Regions from separate parts of the Homo sapiens genome. Here region 1 is linked to region 2. The links are chromatin contacts, found by Hi-C or POLR2A ChIA-PET in ENCODE. All regions are on one chromosome and are shown on one strand. The core of a region is the stretch at or near the end of the contact, and the rest is flanking DNA. Distances in the headings are between cores, read along the strand shown.

What was found. A loop is a pair of places that touch in the nucleus more often than their neighbours do. ChIA-PET counts read pairs that join two places held with the same protein, here RNA polymerase II (POLR2A). Pooled maps may share reads with other maps.
Region 1: a loop to region 2 is called in a pooled map, with 3 times the contacts of the local background. The contact joins two enhancer-like sites. A Hi-C loop is called at or near these places in 1 of 168 maps with a recorded cell type or tissue (CD14-positive monocyte) and 2 of 50 pooled maps. POLR2A ChIA-PET finds 5 or more read pairs at or near these places in 1 of 52 experiments (WTC11).

Annotation. Positions count from the first base shown.
Region 1 is chr20:62,818,788-62,825,280 of GRCh38, forward strand. COL9A3 (collagen type IX alpha 3 chain) reads left to right here. Exons shown (of 32, transcript NM_001853.4): 4 at 435-506; 5 at 1,142-1,195; 6 at 2,394-2,429; 7 at 2,720-2,743; 8 at 2,970-3,023; 9 at 3,324-3,377; 10 at 3,804-3,845; 11 at 5,658-5,714; 12 at 6,181-6,234. Among named protein-coding and RNA genes, the nearest start is that of COL9A3, 5.0 kb to the left of the region's middle. RefSeq lists enhancers at 1-565, 4,447-5,135, 5,136-5,823 and a silencer at 6,412-6,471. Within about 2 kb of position 4,129, at least 2 of the 41 ENCODE cell types and tissues checked have a DNase peak (open chromatin) inside an H3K27ac peak, as active enhancers do.
Region 2 is chr20:62,494,553-62,501,919 of GRCh38, forward strand. LOC124904947 (a long non-coding RNA gene) reads right to left here and starts at 1,462. Exons shown (of 2, transcript XR_007067707.1): 1 at 1,311-1,462; 2 at 273-933. RefSeq lists enhancers at 374-443, 1,527-2,032, 2,033-2,539, 5,515-6,015. Within about 2 kb of position 5,730, at least 5 of the 41 ENCODE cell types and tissues checked have a DNase peak (open chromatin) inside an H3K27ac peak, as active enhancers do.

The DNA.
Region 1 (6,493 bases), core at 2,879-5,378, 320 kb after region 2:
GCCAGGCAGGCCGGGACCGGGGCTGGTACAGCCCTTCAGGTCCCCCAGGCCTGAGGTCACCTGGAGCCCTCCCACCTTCTTCAGTTCCAGGGGTTGAGGGTCCTGGGGCTCAGAGCCCTGTCTGGGCCCACTGGGGGTCCGACAGAGATGCCTGCTGGCCCTTAGCCAGGGAGGCCGAGGTGACCAGACGAAGGTCTTACAGATGCCACTGAGGGATGGGGCGGGCAGCCTTCCTGGGCCAGCAAGGTGTGGGCAAGCAGGACACACGTGCCCCAGCTGAGCCGGGTCTGCCAGACAGTAGGGGGGACCCAGGAGAGGGGCCCATCCCGTATGGTTGGGCTGGGGGGAAGTGGAAAGCATTTTGCTTCATTGCTGAAGGCCTGGGCTCCAGGCCAGACCCCGCCTTCACATCTCTGCCCTTTCCTCCTGCACAGGGACCAAAGGGGGCCCCAGGAAAGCCGGGGAAACCAGGAGAGGCTGGGCTGCCGGGACTGCCGGGTGTGGATGTGAGTGCGCCTGCCCCTCCCCGCCATGCCCCACTCCCCGCTCCGGGTCCCTGGAGGAGTCCGGCCCTAATTGCTGTTGTCCAGCTGGGCCTGCTCAGGCGGGAAGCCCAGTCCTGAGAGAAGTCTCCAGAAGTCCCCAACAGGGGTCCTTTGGCCTTCATCCCAGACGCCACCAGCATCTGGCAGGGGACAGAGCCAGCCCAGTGGAGTCGGAAGTCCCGCCAGCCCTCCTTGCTTGTCCAGGAATGAGTGCCCATTGTCAGGACCTTCTGCCCACTGCTGGCCTCACTTAGTCATCTTGGGCTCCAGGCCTGGCCCCAGGGCCACGGAGTTTTGTTCGGAGGAAGCCGGGCCTGAGAAGTGAGCTGTCCAGTCCTGCTGGGTTGGTCCCCGAGGCCTGACTACAGCAGGTGCCTCCGTTGCTGGCTTCCCGCTGGCTGCCCCCTCCCTCCTCCCAGAGCCTCTGGCTACAGCAGGCAGACAGTGGACAGGGCCAAGAGAGGAGGCTGCCACCCTAAGGGTCTTCTATGCCTCTCTGGACTCACCAAGGGAAGGGTCCGTGCTTCCATTTTTGCCTGGGGGGTGGCATGTGCTTCCCATGTGGCCCCTCGAGCTCGCCCTCTGCCTCTCCCCAGGGTCTGACTGGACGAGATGGACCCCCTGGACCCAAGGGTGCCCCTGGGGAACGGGTAAGTGCCTGCGCCGAACCCAGTGGCTTGGGTTCAGAGGTGAGGTCCCCTGGCCACCTCTGGCTGCTCTGTGTCCACAAGGCCAAGGAGCTGGTAGTTCCAAGGACAGCTGCCCTGCCCGTGCCTGGGGTGGAGGGGCAGAAGGGCAGGGTGCCAAGTGGCCAGTCCCCTGTGCCTGCCTCCCTGCCTCACCTCCACGTATGGTCAGAGTTGTCCTGGTATCCAGACCATGGCAGGGAGAAGGGGGATGGTTTGGGGGAACCCACCCCAGGTGCCTCCTCAGAATGTCCCTGAAGCCCCCAGGGCCCTGGGCAGACCACCACCAGGGACCCCCGGGCACGCAGCCTGCAGAGTCCCCTGTGCCTGCCTGTTGGACACTGAATCCTTTACCCTGACGGAGCGGCACCACCACCCAAGGGTGCCTTTCTCCCCTTGTGGCTTCTGAGTACAAACCCGAAGCCAGCATTCTCTCTTTGGCTTCATAAGACGTGGCTGTCAGCCAACCGGGTGCCACTGGCCCCAGGCGCAAAGCATCACAGAGGGCAGGAAGGCTGGGCTGGGGACACGAGGACACAGCCCTGCCCTTGGGACCCTTGGGAGCTCGTCAGGCATGAGGCGGATTCTGAGCTGAAAACAGGAGGGAAACAGTAGCTGCTGGCAGCCGAGTCCGTGGTGCCCAGGGGTGTGGGGTGGGCTGGTCCCCAGGCTTTCAGGAGGGGCCTCCAGCCTCAGCACAGGGCCCGTGCGTGCCGTCCAGGGAATGAGGCATTTCAGGCAGCAGGGGCCAGACAGGGCCCAGAGGGTGTGGAGGGCAGACAGGGCCTGGCTGCCCAAGGCTCTGGGGCTCGCTGACGTGGGCGGGGGCTGAGGACTCAGCAGGCTCCGTGGGTGGGTTATCGGGAGGGCTTCCTGGTGGAGACAGGCACCCCGGGTCACTTCGGTGCCTCTCAGCCCTGCCTCAGGTTGCACCTTCTTGCAGCGAGCGCTGGGACTCTGGTGCCATCTGTCTCCAGCAGCTCCCCAGGACGGCAAAGACCCTCCAGGTCAAGAGGGCTCAGAGGCCCTGCCCCTCTGTGAAGTGGGGACTTGGACCCTGTTGTCCTGGGAGTTGGAGTTGTGACGTCACACTTCAGAGGGAGGGGATTGGGTTTGCAAATAGAGGCCCAGCCCAACCTAGACGCCTGCTTTCCTCCCACAGGGAAGTCTGGGACCCCCGGGGCCGCCCGGGCTGGGGGTGAGTATGGAGTGTGGTCCTCTCCTCTCCATGGGAGTTTGGGGAGCTGGAGAGTCTGGTCTAAATGGGGTGGCCTCCAGGAATCCCAGGGACCATCCCTGGCCCTCTCATCTGCAGCCTCTCCGGAGGCTGGTGCCTGGATGGGGTCCTGGTGCCCTCTCTGGGCTGGGACCAGACACCCATCCCTGGAACCGCCCTTTCCCCAGGACCCACCTGAGCCATCTTAGGGAGGGGTGAGGCGCAGCCCTTCTTGTGCCTGGCAGGCTCTGACCCCATGTTTGGCTTTGCAGGGCAAAGGCCTCCCTGGACCCCCCGTGAGTACTGACAACCCTTGGGGCCCTGAGCAAGCACGCAAGTCCCGAGAGCCTGCCAGGCTGGGATGTCCCAAACCGTGCCTGGGGGTGGGGCTTCTCAGGGGCAGCCATCTGACCACCCCATACTTGGAGCCCCTCTCCCTTCGGAGGCGGCACACCAACCCTGGGTGGGGATCCTCGGGGCTTCCGGGTGCAGACCTCCCCACCTCTCTTTACTTCCCTCCAGGGAGAGGCAGGAGTGAGCGGCCCCCCAGGTGGGATCGGCCTCCGCGGCCCCCCGGTGAGTGGCTGTCCCAGAGCCCCTCAGAGTGTGCTCACCTGTGGCCTCCACCCCCAGACTCAACAGCCAGGGGCTCCCTTCCCCTCTCCCTTTTCCCTTTCTCCCCCAACCCCACCTTGGTGGGTGTTGGTAGAAGCCCTGGCCAATGATCCAGACCCGACCTCAGGACGCAGACACCAGCACAGTCCGTGGGAGTGGGGGCTGGTGGGAGCTGGGCGTGTCCACCTCCCTGGGAGAAGCCGGGCACCTCACTCAGGTGGGGGCTGGTCCCACTCTGTCTAAGTCATACCCCCTCCCCAGGGACCTTCTGGACTCCCCGGCCTCCCTGGTCCCCCAGGACCTCCCGGACCCCCTGTAAGTACTGGGCAGAGGCTCTAAGAAGTGCTGGGCATGGACTAGGACACTGGGTTGGACCCTCCCCATTCCCCCTCCCCAGGCTCCATGCCCCTCCGAGATCTCCTAACCCTAACTTGGCCACTCCCAGGAACAGTCAATGGTGGGGGCAGTGGCTGTGGCTAGGCCAGCCAACTTGGGGATGGTCAGGACTCAGGTCCCCATGGCCATCCTGCCCCAAGGACAGGTGGATTCTGTCGTTGTCACATGCCCTGTGGGTGGGCCAGCAGCTCCCAGCACTGGCCACTTGGGGGACAGGATGAAGGGTCTCCAAGTCCCCTGGTGGATGGGGAAGGTTGTGGTCCGTCAGAGAGTGGGTGGGTGGGTTGGGTGGCTGCAGGTGGCTGGGGAGGGCGGGAGAATGTCAGCTGTCTCTTTTTGTCTTAGGGACACCCAGGAGTCCTCCCTGAAGGCGCTACTGACCTTCAGGTAGGCACTTGAAGCCATTTGTTAAGGGTGCTGGGGGGTGCCTACCTTGGGGGGAGGGGTTCTGGCCTGGAGAGGGGCTTGTCCATACTGGCAAGAAGGCAGGGCCCGAGCCCTCCCTGGGGACAGGAGCTCAGAGCAGACAGCTCGGGCACAACCTGGCAGAGAGGCTGGCTGGGACCTCCCCCTCCCCCTTCCCACCCTCCTCACCACCGTCTAGACCTGCACTGTCCCTCATGAAGCCACCAGGCGCATGGAGCTGTACAAATGTAATGAATCACAATCATGTCACAGAGCCATCCAGCTCCCCTGCGTCATCCGCAGAGGGCGCCCTTGGCCACAGATGGCGACAGAACTGGAGTCTGGGACCCACCTTTATCTTGATCTTTGAGCCTTGTCATTTGCCTGAAAAGAAAACAGGCTCAGGTCAGGCGCAGTGGCTCAGGCCTGTAATCCCAGCACTTTGGGAGGCCCAGACAGGAGGATCGCTTAAGCTCAGGAGTTTGAGACCAGCCTGGGCAACATAGTGAGATCTTTGTCTCTACAAAAAATTGTTAAAGTAGCCAGACGTGGTGGCGTGCCTGTTGTCCTAGCTACTTGGATGGCTGTGGTGGGAGGATCACTTGAGCCCAGGAGGCAGTGGTTGCAGGGTGCTGTGATCAAGCCACTGCACTCCAGCGTGAGCAGCCAAGCTCAAGCCTGTCTCAAAAAAATGAAGAGGAAAGAAAATGGGCTTCGGAGGCCACGGATCCATCTCTCCTCTCTGTTTGGCCGTCCGTGGTGGCAGTCAGCGCCTTGTTTCCATAGAGAGGTTTGATAGTTTTGAAGGGAAAAGCTCGGCCCACTCTGACCTGACCACCGACGCTGTCTACCAGCCTCTCTCCTCACCCCACCCCGGGGCCTAGGTGCCTGGCCAGCCTGTGTCCCAGAAGGGAGGCTTTAGGGAACCTTCCAGAATGTGGTGCGTGGTTGGGCCCCCGATCGTGGGCTGAGTGGGGCAGGGGCTGAAGATACGGGTCTGCACCCTTGGCCTGGCCTGCCCATTGCAGCTGTAGGATCATCTAGAAGCAGCCCTGGGTTTCCTGAGCATCAGACCTGTTGCCTGGGCTCACAGTGCCCCTCCTAAAAGCCCCATGCCGAGCACATTCCTGTGCTGAGGATGGGCCCGACCTGAGGCTGCTGCAAGGCCCCCTGCAGTGCCGGCCGGGACTGTGCTGAATGGCTGCTTTGATAGCCAGTGTCTGCCGTGGGGCCGGCTGCTCCATGCAGCCCCTGCTGCACTTGGCCAGTGCTGAAGGAGACCCTGTCTGTGTCCTGTCCCAGTGCCATCACCTGTACGGAGTGGCCTCCTGGGGTCCCGTCACTGTGTGGAGTGGCCTCCTGGGGTCCCGTCACTGTGTGGAGTGGCCTCCTGGGGTCCTGTCACCCAGAGTGTCCCGACACCCGCGCGGAGTGGCCTCCTGGGGCCCCGTCACCCACGCGGAGTGGCCTCCTGGGGTCCCGTCTCTGTGTGGAGTGGCCTCCTGGGGTCCTGTCACCCAGAGTGTCCCGACACCCGCGCGGAGTGGCCTCCCGGGGCCCCGTCACCCACGTGGAGTGGCCTCCTGGGGTCCCATCATCTGTGCGGAGTGGCCTCCTGGGGTCCCGTCACTGATGCGGAGTGGCCTCCTGGGGTCCTGTCACCATGAGGAGTGGCCTCCCGGGGTCCCGTCACCGTGCAGAGTGGCCTCCTGGGGTCCCGCGGGCGCTGACCCCTGCGTCGGACGTCCTGCTCTGTTTGGCTGGGAGGGGTCTGACTGCTCTGTTTTCCGACAGTGCCCAAGTATCTGCCCGCCAGGTCCCCCAGGGCCCCCTGGAATGCCAGGGTTCAAGGTGAGTCACGGGTGACTGGGACCCAAGCACCACCCTGTGCTGGGCAGGAGGCAGCTGGGCTCCCATGGGGCTGTGGAGGTGGCGGGTCCAGAAAGCTGGACCCTGGTTCCAGGGTTGCCCCAGGAAGAAAGCTAGGCCAGCCTCCTTGTCCCGCCTTCAGCACCCCAGTGACACGCTGATGTGGCCAGGCTGGGACTGGCCATAGGCGTCAGAGACTGCGGGGGAGAGCTAGCCTCAAGCTCCCACCCCAGCCCAGCCCTGGCCCGCTCCTGACCGCAGAGCGCCCTCATGTGGGTCCTAGCGCCTCTCAGGCCTCAGTTTCCCCATGAGGGCCCAGACCCGCGGTCCTGTGCGCTGCCGTGTGGCGGGCCCTGGGCTGACTGACCCTGCAGGCCTCACTTCAGTGTTGCCAGGGAGGGGGTGTCGGGGGGTCTGGGTGGGGCAGTGACCCCACATTTGCTTGCAGGGACCCACTGGCTACAAAGGCGAGCAGGGGGAAGTCGGCAAGGACGGCGAGAAGGTGAAGCTGCCGCACAGCAGCTGGGGAGGAGCTGGGGACTGGAGGCTGGGCTCCGGCGGGAGGGAGGGGCTGGGCTCCGGCGGGAGGGAGGGGCTGGGCTCCGGCGGGAGGGAGGGGCTGGGCTCCGGCGGGAGGGAGGGGCTGGGCTCCGGCGGGAGGGAGGGGCTGGGCTCCGGCGGTGGGGAGGGACCGTTTCATGGGTGCACCTGCACTGGCACCTTCTGTGCCTGTCTTCCAGACAGGGCCTGGCTGGTCAGAG
Region 2 (7,367 bases), core at 4,480-6,979:
AGAGTTGATGAGGCCACGAGACCTCTGCTGGAGACCCAAAGAGGGGAAACTGAGGCTCAGGGAAGGCAGGTAACCTAAGGTTGTGAGCTTGCCAGGGTCAGTGCAAGGGTGGGAGCCCAGGCCTTGAGCTCACCCCCCCAAGTGTGTGAAATGGTCGCTCCTGTCTTCCCCCACTGTGCCTTCTCAAGGTGAAATCCTGCCTCACACAGTCCCCGCCCCCATCCCAAGACTATTTTTAGGGCCGGGCTACAGATACAGGAAGTTGGCAGGGGTCGTTTGCGACAGGAGTTTACTGAGGGCTCCTGTCCCCTGTGAGTGCTGTTCAGATGGAGATTTAAAATGGTTAGACCTCGACCTGGGCCCTGGGACAGGACACACAGCACCCCTGACAGAGGCCCTGGGAAGTCTGCAGAGCCTCAGATACCGGCCTCCTGGGTGCAGGAATGCTGGGGGCGCTGGTGGGTTGCAGTTGGAACCAACAGGTTGACATGAGCATCACAGACAGGAAAACCGAGTACACACCAGGTCTCTAGCAGGAGGGCCCTGCCCCGGGACGCTGGCGCTGGCCTTGGGTGCAGATCGAGCGCCAGGATGGGGCCTGACACTCAATTCTTCTCCTTTGAGGCTCAGGGAGATGTCAGTTGGCTTGAAAAACCGCCAGACTAAATATAGCTGTGAAACTTCCCGGAACACATTATTCCAAGTGTCCAGTAATTAATGCTCAACAACACACAGTGTCTTCCAGAAAGCCGAATCCACTCTGAATGTCTTGTGGGGTGGGCGGGGGGTCGTCACCGGGAGGAGGCATGTGGGGTCCCTGATGGACGTGCAGGGCAGACAGATGGATGCGGGCGAGCACGTCCTTGGCCCCCTGAAGTGCCAAGACTGGCTGAGGTTGGCACCCTCCTGTTGGATCAGGCCGTCCTCAGGAGGCTGTGGGCGGACGGGAGCTCAGGCCGCAGGGAAGCCGTGGCCTCTTTCTGCTGTGGGGCAATCACTGCCTCCTGCAGGAAGCTCTCCTTGCCTGCCCTGGCCTCGAGGGGCCCTCACCCCACCCAGTCTGTCTGGTGAAGGCCCCTTCCCATCTTCCCAAGCAGATTAGCCCACCAAGGCCAGGCCTCGTCCACCTCCCTCACCACCTGCCACAGAGGGAGGTTTGCTGAGCACGTGTGGGTGACAGACGGAGGCTTCTGGAGGGAGGGGTACAGACAGAGGTTCCCTAGGCTCTGGCCCCTGTGGCCTCCCTGCTCCTCCCAGCCCCGGCCCGGGCTCCCGGCACCTCCCGTGGAGCTGGCGGCCCCTGGACTCACCTGGCACCCAGGAAGGTGATTACTCCAAAGGCTCCCAGAAGGCCATTTACCTTCCCCAGGCTGTTTTCTCACAGGTGGGGGTGAGGCTGCCCACAGCTCAGCTCAGTTTGCAGAGGAGAAAGAAACAGCCCCAGCCCCTGGCTGCTGGCGTCTCCCGGCTGCTCCTGAGTCTGGCCCTTCAGGCCTCGTGCCCGCTCCTCCTCCCGCCCACTCCCCCTTGTAGGGAGGGCCGGGTGACCCGTGTGTCTCCACCTGGCCCCGTCCCATGGGTCAGCAGTGGCGATTTCCATGCAGAGGGCTGGGTGTGTGGACACAGGTGGGGTCAAGCGCAGGGCCAGTGGCCTCAGCACATCCGCAGGGCTTTCCCGGCTTTCTGGGAGCTGGCCTGCCTCTGTCATCTGGGCTCTCAAGCGGTGCCTGGATGGTGGTCTCGCAGAGGTGCAGGGGGGTCAGGGAGGCTGCCTGGGGAGTGGAGGACTGGGCTTGTGGGGCCTCGGCTGAGTGGCGTATTTCCATCCCCGCAGGGCCAGAACCAGGGAGATCCTGGTCCGCCCTCCCTGTCTGAGCAGCCACACGCAGGGCCTGTGCGTCCTCCACCTGAGCCCCCTTCCCGAGCCCCGGACCCTGCTGGGTGGGTTGGGAGGGATGGGCGGTTGCGGGGTGGGGGTGGCGGTTCCGGCAGGCGACGCCCGACCCTCCTGGATGGGTTGGAGGGTTGCAGGGTGGGGGTGGGGGCTGACAGGCGATGCGCGCCCCTGGTGGCTCGCGGGGCACTTCTCTGGGACCTGGGTCTGCGAGGGTCTCCAGGAGGCGCCGGGCGTTCGGGACCCAGACAGCGCCAGGGCTTTAGGAGCCCCCCTCCCCGACCCAATATGACTCCAGCTCGTTGCAAACAGACTGAATCTCCTCTCCCAGGGCCACCAGCACCTGAGCGTGTACAGAGCATGGATGGGCCCCGAAACTCTCATTTCTTGTTGCCAAATTAAATCCAGGCAAATGCCAGCATGCTTAGACACAAACGACCATTTATTTCACACGAAACGAGGAGAAATTGTTGATGCAGCCACCTCGGGGGTGTGCGGGTCAGAGGGTCAGAGGACGGCCTCGGGGAGGCTGGCGGAGGGCGAGGCCCCAGTGGGCAGGGCTGCACCGTCTGCCACCCTTGGCTGTGGGAGGCGCAGCTGCGGGCTCGGGCCCTGGTCGTCCGTGTGACTTGTCCCCACCTGGCACGAGTGCTGCCTTTGGTGCCTTGGGATCTGCTGTGGGGCCAGGGGCTCAGTGCTGTGTCCTCCAAAGCTGCTGCTGAGTCTCTGCAACCTCTGAGGTGGCTGCAATGTCAGGCCCCCAGGGACCCGGGCCTCAGGGGAGGGCCAGGAGGAAGGTCTTGAAGTATTTGATACTTGGGGACGGGTCTCCCAAGCATAACTTCCCGCAGAGCCACAGCCACCAAATCACTCTGGAGAAAAGCACCAGGGGGAGGGGCCACGGGAGCGGAGCACAGACCCCAGCTGCCCTCGCATACCCAGAGGAGCGTGTTCGTCTCCACAGCAGCTCCGAGGATGCGCTGGCTGGAGACAGTTCAGAAAGTCGGAAACGTCAAAGGGGGCGATGCCACAGTGTCATTCTGTCTGTGGAGCCCTAAAGTGTCAGCCCAGGGGGTGGTTCTGGGGTCTCTGGAGGAACATCCTGTGTAGCAGGGGAAGGGGGGGTGGGTGTGGGGGATGGGTGGGTGTTGGGATGGGTGGGTGTTGGGGATGGGAGAGTGTTGGGGTGGGTGGGTGTTGGGGTGGGTCCGTATTGGGGATGGGTGGGTGTTGGGGTGGGTGGGTGTTGGGGTGGGTCCGTGTTGGCGTGTGTGGGTGTTGGGATGGCTGGGTGTTGGGGATGGGAGAGTGTTGGGGTGGGTGGGTGTTGGGGTGGGTGGGTGTTGGGGATGGGTGGGTGTTGGGGTGGGTGGGTGTTGGGATGGGTGGCTGTTGGGATGGGTCCGTGTTGGGGTGGGTGGGTGTTGGGATGGCTGGGTGTTGGGGATGGGAGAGTGTTGGGGTGGGTCCGTGTTGGGGTGGGTGGGTGTTGGGGTGGGTGGGTGTTGGGATGGGTGGCTGTTGGGATGGGTCCGTGTTGGGGTGGGTGGGTGTTGGGATGGCTGGGTGTTGGGGATGGGAGAGTGTTGGGGATGGGTGGGTGTTGGGGTGGGTGGCTGTTGGGGTGGGTGGCTGTTGGGGTGGGTCCTTGTTGGGGTGGGTGGGTGTTGGGATGGCTGGGTGTTGGGGATGGGAGAGTGTTGGGGTGGGTGGGTGTTGGGGTGGGTCCGTGTTGGGGATGGGTGGGTGTTGGGATGGGTGGCTGTTGGGGTGGGTCCGTGTTGGGGTGGGTGGGTGTTGGGATGGCTGGGTGTTGGGGATGGGAGAGTGTTGGGGTGGGTGGGTGTTGGGGTGGGTATGTGTTGGGATGGGTGGGTGTTGGGGATGGGTGGGTGTGGGGGTGGGTGGGTGTTGGGATGGGTCCATGTTGGGGATGGGTGGGTGTTGGGATGGGTGGGTGTTGGGGTGGGTGGGTGTTGGGATGGGTCTGTGTTGGGGATGGGTGCGTGTTGGGGATGGGTGGGTGTTTGGATGGTTGGGTGTTGGGGATGGGTGGGTGTTGGGGTGGGTGGGTGTTGGGATGGGTCCGTGTTGGGGATGGGTGCGTGTTGGGGTGGGTGGGTGTTGGGGTGGGTGGGTGTTGGGATGGGTGGGTGCTGGGGATGGGCGGGTCCGTGTTGGGATGGGTGGGTGGTGGGGATGGGTGGGTGTTGGGGTGCATGGGTGTTGGGGTGGGTGGGTGTTGGGATGGGTGGGTGTTGGGGATGGGTGAGTGTTGCATTGAGTGGGTGTTGGGATGGGTCTATGTTGGGGTGGGTGGGTGTTGGGGTGGGTCGGTGTTGGGATGGTTGGGTGTTGGGGTGGGTGGGTGTTGGGATGGGTGGGTGTTGGGGTGGGTGGGTGTTGGGGTGGGTGGGTGTTGGGATGGGTGGGTGTTGGGGTGGGTCCGTGTTGGGGTGGGTGGGTGTTGGGGTGGGTAAGTGTTGGGGATGGGTGGTTGTTGGGGTTGGTCCGTGTTGGCAATGGGTGGGTGAGTTTTGGGGATGGGTGGGTGTTGGGGTGGGTCGGTGTTGGGATGGGTCAGTATTGGGATGGCCGCTGGAGGGTGGGGGCAGCTGGGACCTACCTTGGCTGACCCCTCCCCAGACCCTGACAGTCTGAGAGAGGTGGGCTTGGCATGCAGCGGGCAGCAGAGGAGAGCAGTTAGGGAAGTGAGGCTGGGGAAACAGGGAGGGAGAGAGACAGCTGCGATGTCATTACAAGTCAGTCACCAACAGTTTCCAGGTAGGGAAGGCATCTCTTTATGGCAGCAAAGGTGCCAGGAAGGTGGGCTGGGGTCTTCCAGCAGCTTCCAGAGCTGAGAGCAGCTGCTCAGGGGTCTCAAGTGAGTGTGGTGGGCTAGGCCACCCACGGTTATGCTGCCCATTCCATCCCCCTGCCTGGGGAAGGGCAGGGCAGGAACGAAGGGGGGTCCTTGGTCTCGGCATGGGGCAGGGACCCCCGATGTGGGAGCAATGGACACATCCCAGTCCTCTCTCCGTCTCTGCCTTGTCAAGCAGGAAGCCTTCTTGGGGCCATGGGTCCCTAATGCTTTTCTACGCCCAGCTCAGGTCCTGGGGATCAAGGAGCCGCAGGCTGGGATGGGCGAGCCTCTGCAGGAAGGTCCTGGTTTATTTTTGCGGTCGCTGTGCAGGTCAAGAGTGATGCTGCTTCACCTCTTGTGGCCACCATGGTGGGTTCCTTTAGAAAGATTTATTTAAGGACGTCAAAGAAACTGAGCAGCAGCTGCCTCTGAGAACCTGGCGTAGGGAGGTCTCATCTTCCTGGGGTTATACCCGTTCAAACGCAGAGACAGAGAAGAAACAGGAAGAACTGATCGTGCACAATAGATTCCCCCAAGTTAAAGGTGCGGGGATCTAGAGAGGAGCGTTCAGTAAGCCCCGCACGGGCGTGCTCAGCTCTGTCCCGCATCAGGGAGCCAGGCCAGGAACCGAAATCGGGATGTGGGCCGACGCTTAACCTGGACAGTTGTCCCCTTGGCGTAGAAGACACCAGCACACCCCCTCCACTTTGGACAGATGCCGTGACCAGCCCGGAGCCCCAGCAGCTCCATTCACAAGGTGCTTGGGAAAATAAATTTAGGTGTCTCCATTCGTAACTCAGCAATGTGATTGAGCGTCTGTGGGAGAAGCCTTATTCCTGCAACGGCTGTGTGTGTGTGATGGGCCGGAGCCCGGGGGAGTCAGGAGCTCAGACTCAAGTGAAGCTCAGAGTGAACAGGAAGGGTCACAGCCGCACCGTCCCCCAACCCCCAGGCGGTCAGAATCCAGAGCGTGGGCCCAGGGCTGCCCCTGCCCGTCGGTCCCCGGAGAAAACGCCCGGTGTGTGCGGAGCTTCACCACCAGGGGGAGTCCGAGGCCGTGTCCAACGTGGGTGTGCGGGAGGGCGGGGGGAGGGTGTGAGCCAGCGTGTCTGTGTGTCCATGAGTGTGAGGGTGTGTGCAGGCGTGTCTTACTGTGTATGTGTGGGTGTGAGGGTGTCTGTGAGCCTGTGTGCGTGTGCGGGTGTGTGCAGGCATGTCTTACTGTATACGTGTAGTTGTGAGGGTGTCTCTGTGAGCGTGTCTGTGCATGTGAAGGTGTGTCCATGCGTGTGAGGGCGTGTGCAGGGGTGTATATGTGTGAGTGTGAGGGTGTATTTGTGTGTCTTACTGTATATGTGTGTGAGGGTGTGAGCCAGCGTGTGTGTCCATGCGTGTGAAGGTGTGTGCAGGCATGTCTTACTGTGTATGTGTGGGTGTGAGGGTGTCTGTGAACTTGTGTCATACATATGTCCATACGTGTGAGGGTGTGTGCAGGCCTGGCCTCCTGCACTAGTGTGGGTGTTTGTGTGTGCAGGTGAGAGGGTGTCTGCCTCTGCTGTCGTGGGTTGGGATTCGTGTGTGCAGGTGAGTGGGTGTCTGCGTGTACTGCTAGTGTGGGTGTTCGTGTGTGTGTGTGAGCGGGTGTCTGCGTGTACTGCTAGTGTGGGTGTTCATGTGTGCGGGTGAGCGTGTGTCTGCGTGTACTGTCGTGGGTTGGGATTTGTGTGTGCGGGTGAGTGTGTGTCTACATGTACTGCTAGTGTGGGTGTTCGTGTGTGCGAGTGAGAGAGTGTCTGCGTGTACTGCTAGTGTGGGTGTTTGTGTGTGCAGGTGTGTGTCTGCGTGTACTGCTAGTGTGGGTGTTCGTGTGTGCGGGTGAGCGTGTGTCTGTGTGTACTGCTAGTGTGGGTTGGGATTTGTGTGTGCGGGTGAGCGTGTGTCTGCGTGTACTGTCGTGGGTTGGGATTTGTGTGTGCGGGTGAGTGTGTGTCTGCGTGTACTGCTAGTGTGGGTGTTCGTGTGTGCGAGTGAGAGAGTGTCTGCGTGTACTGCTAGTGTGAGTGTGTGTGCAGGTGAGTGTGTGTCTGAGTGTACTGCTAGTGTGGGTGTTCATGTGTGCGGGTGAGCGTGTGTCTGCGTGTACTGTCGTGAGTTGGGAGCCGTGGATGCCACGCAAGCCCCGAAGCCCCAGCTTTCTGAGCAGCTGGCCTGTGACGGCGGCATCTCAGGCGGCTTGGCTGTGTAGTGGGGATCCCCCAGCAGGCTCCAGGACCAGGGTCTTCTCTTTGGCTCCAGGTGACCCCAGCAGACTGGCCCTGCACCTGGCCCTGTGTTGACATCTCCAGAGGGTTTGTGAGCAGAGATGAGGGCACCTGTGAGGTCAAGGATAGTCTCTGTGTGGCAGCGGGACCTTGGGCCCAGGGGCAGCCTGTGGCTCTGAGGATGGCTGTGAGTACTTGGCAATGACCCTGTTAGTTGAGCTTGTGCCCGGCAGGGCTGAGATCTCCCAGCATGTGGCATGGGCCCCTCACCACCCCGAGTATGGACCCTGATATGGTCTGGCTCTGTGTCCTCACCCAGATCTCATCTTGAGTTGTAACTGAATTGTAA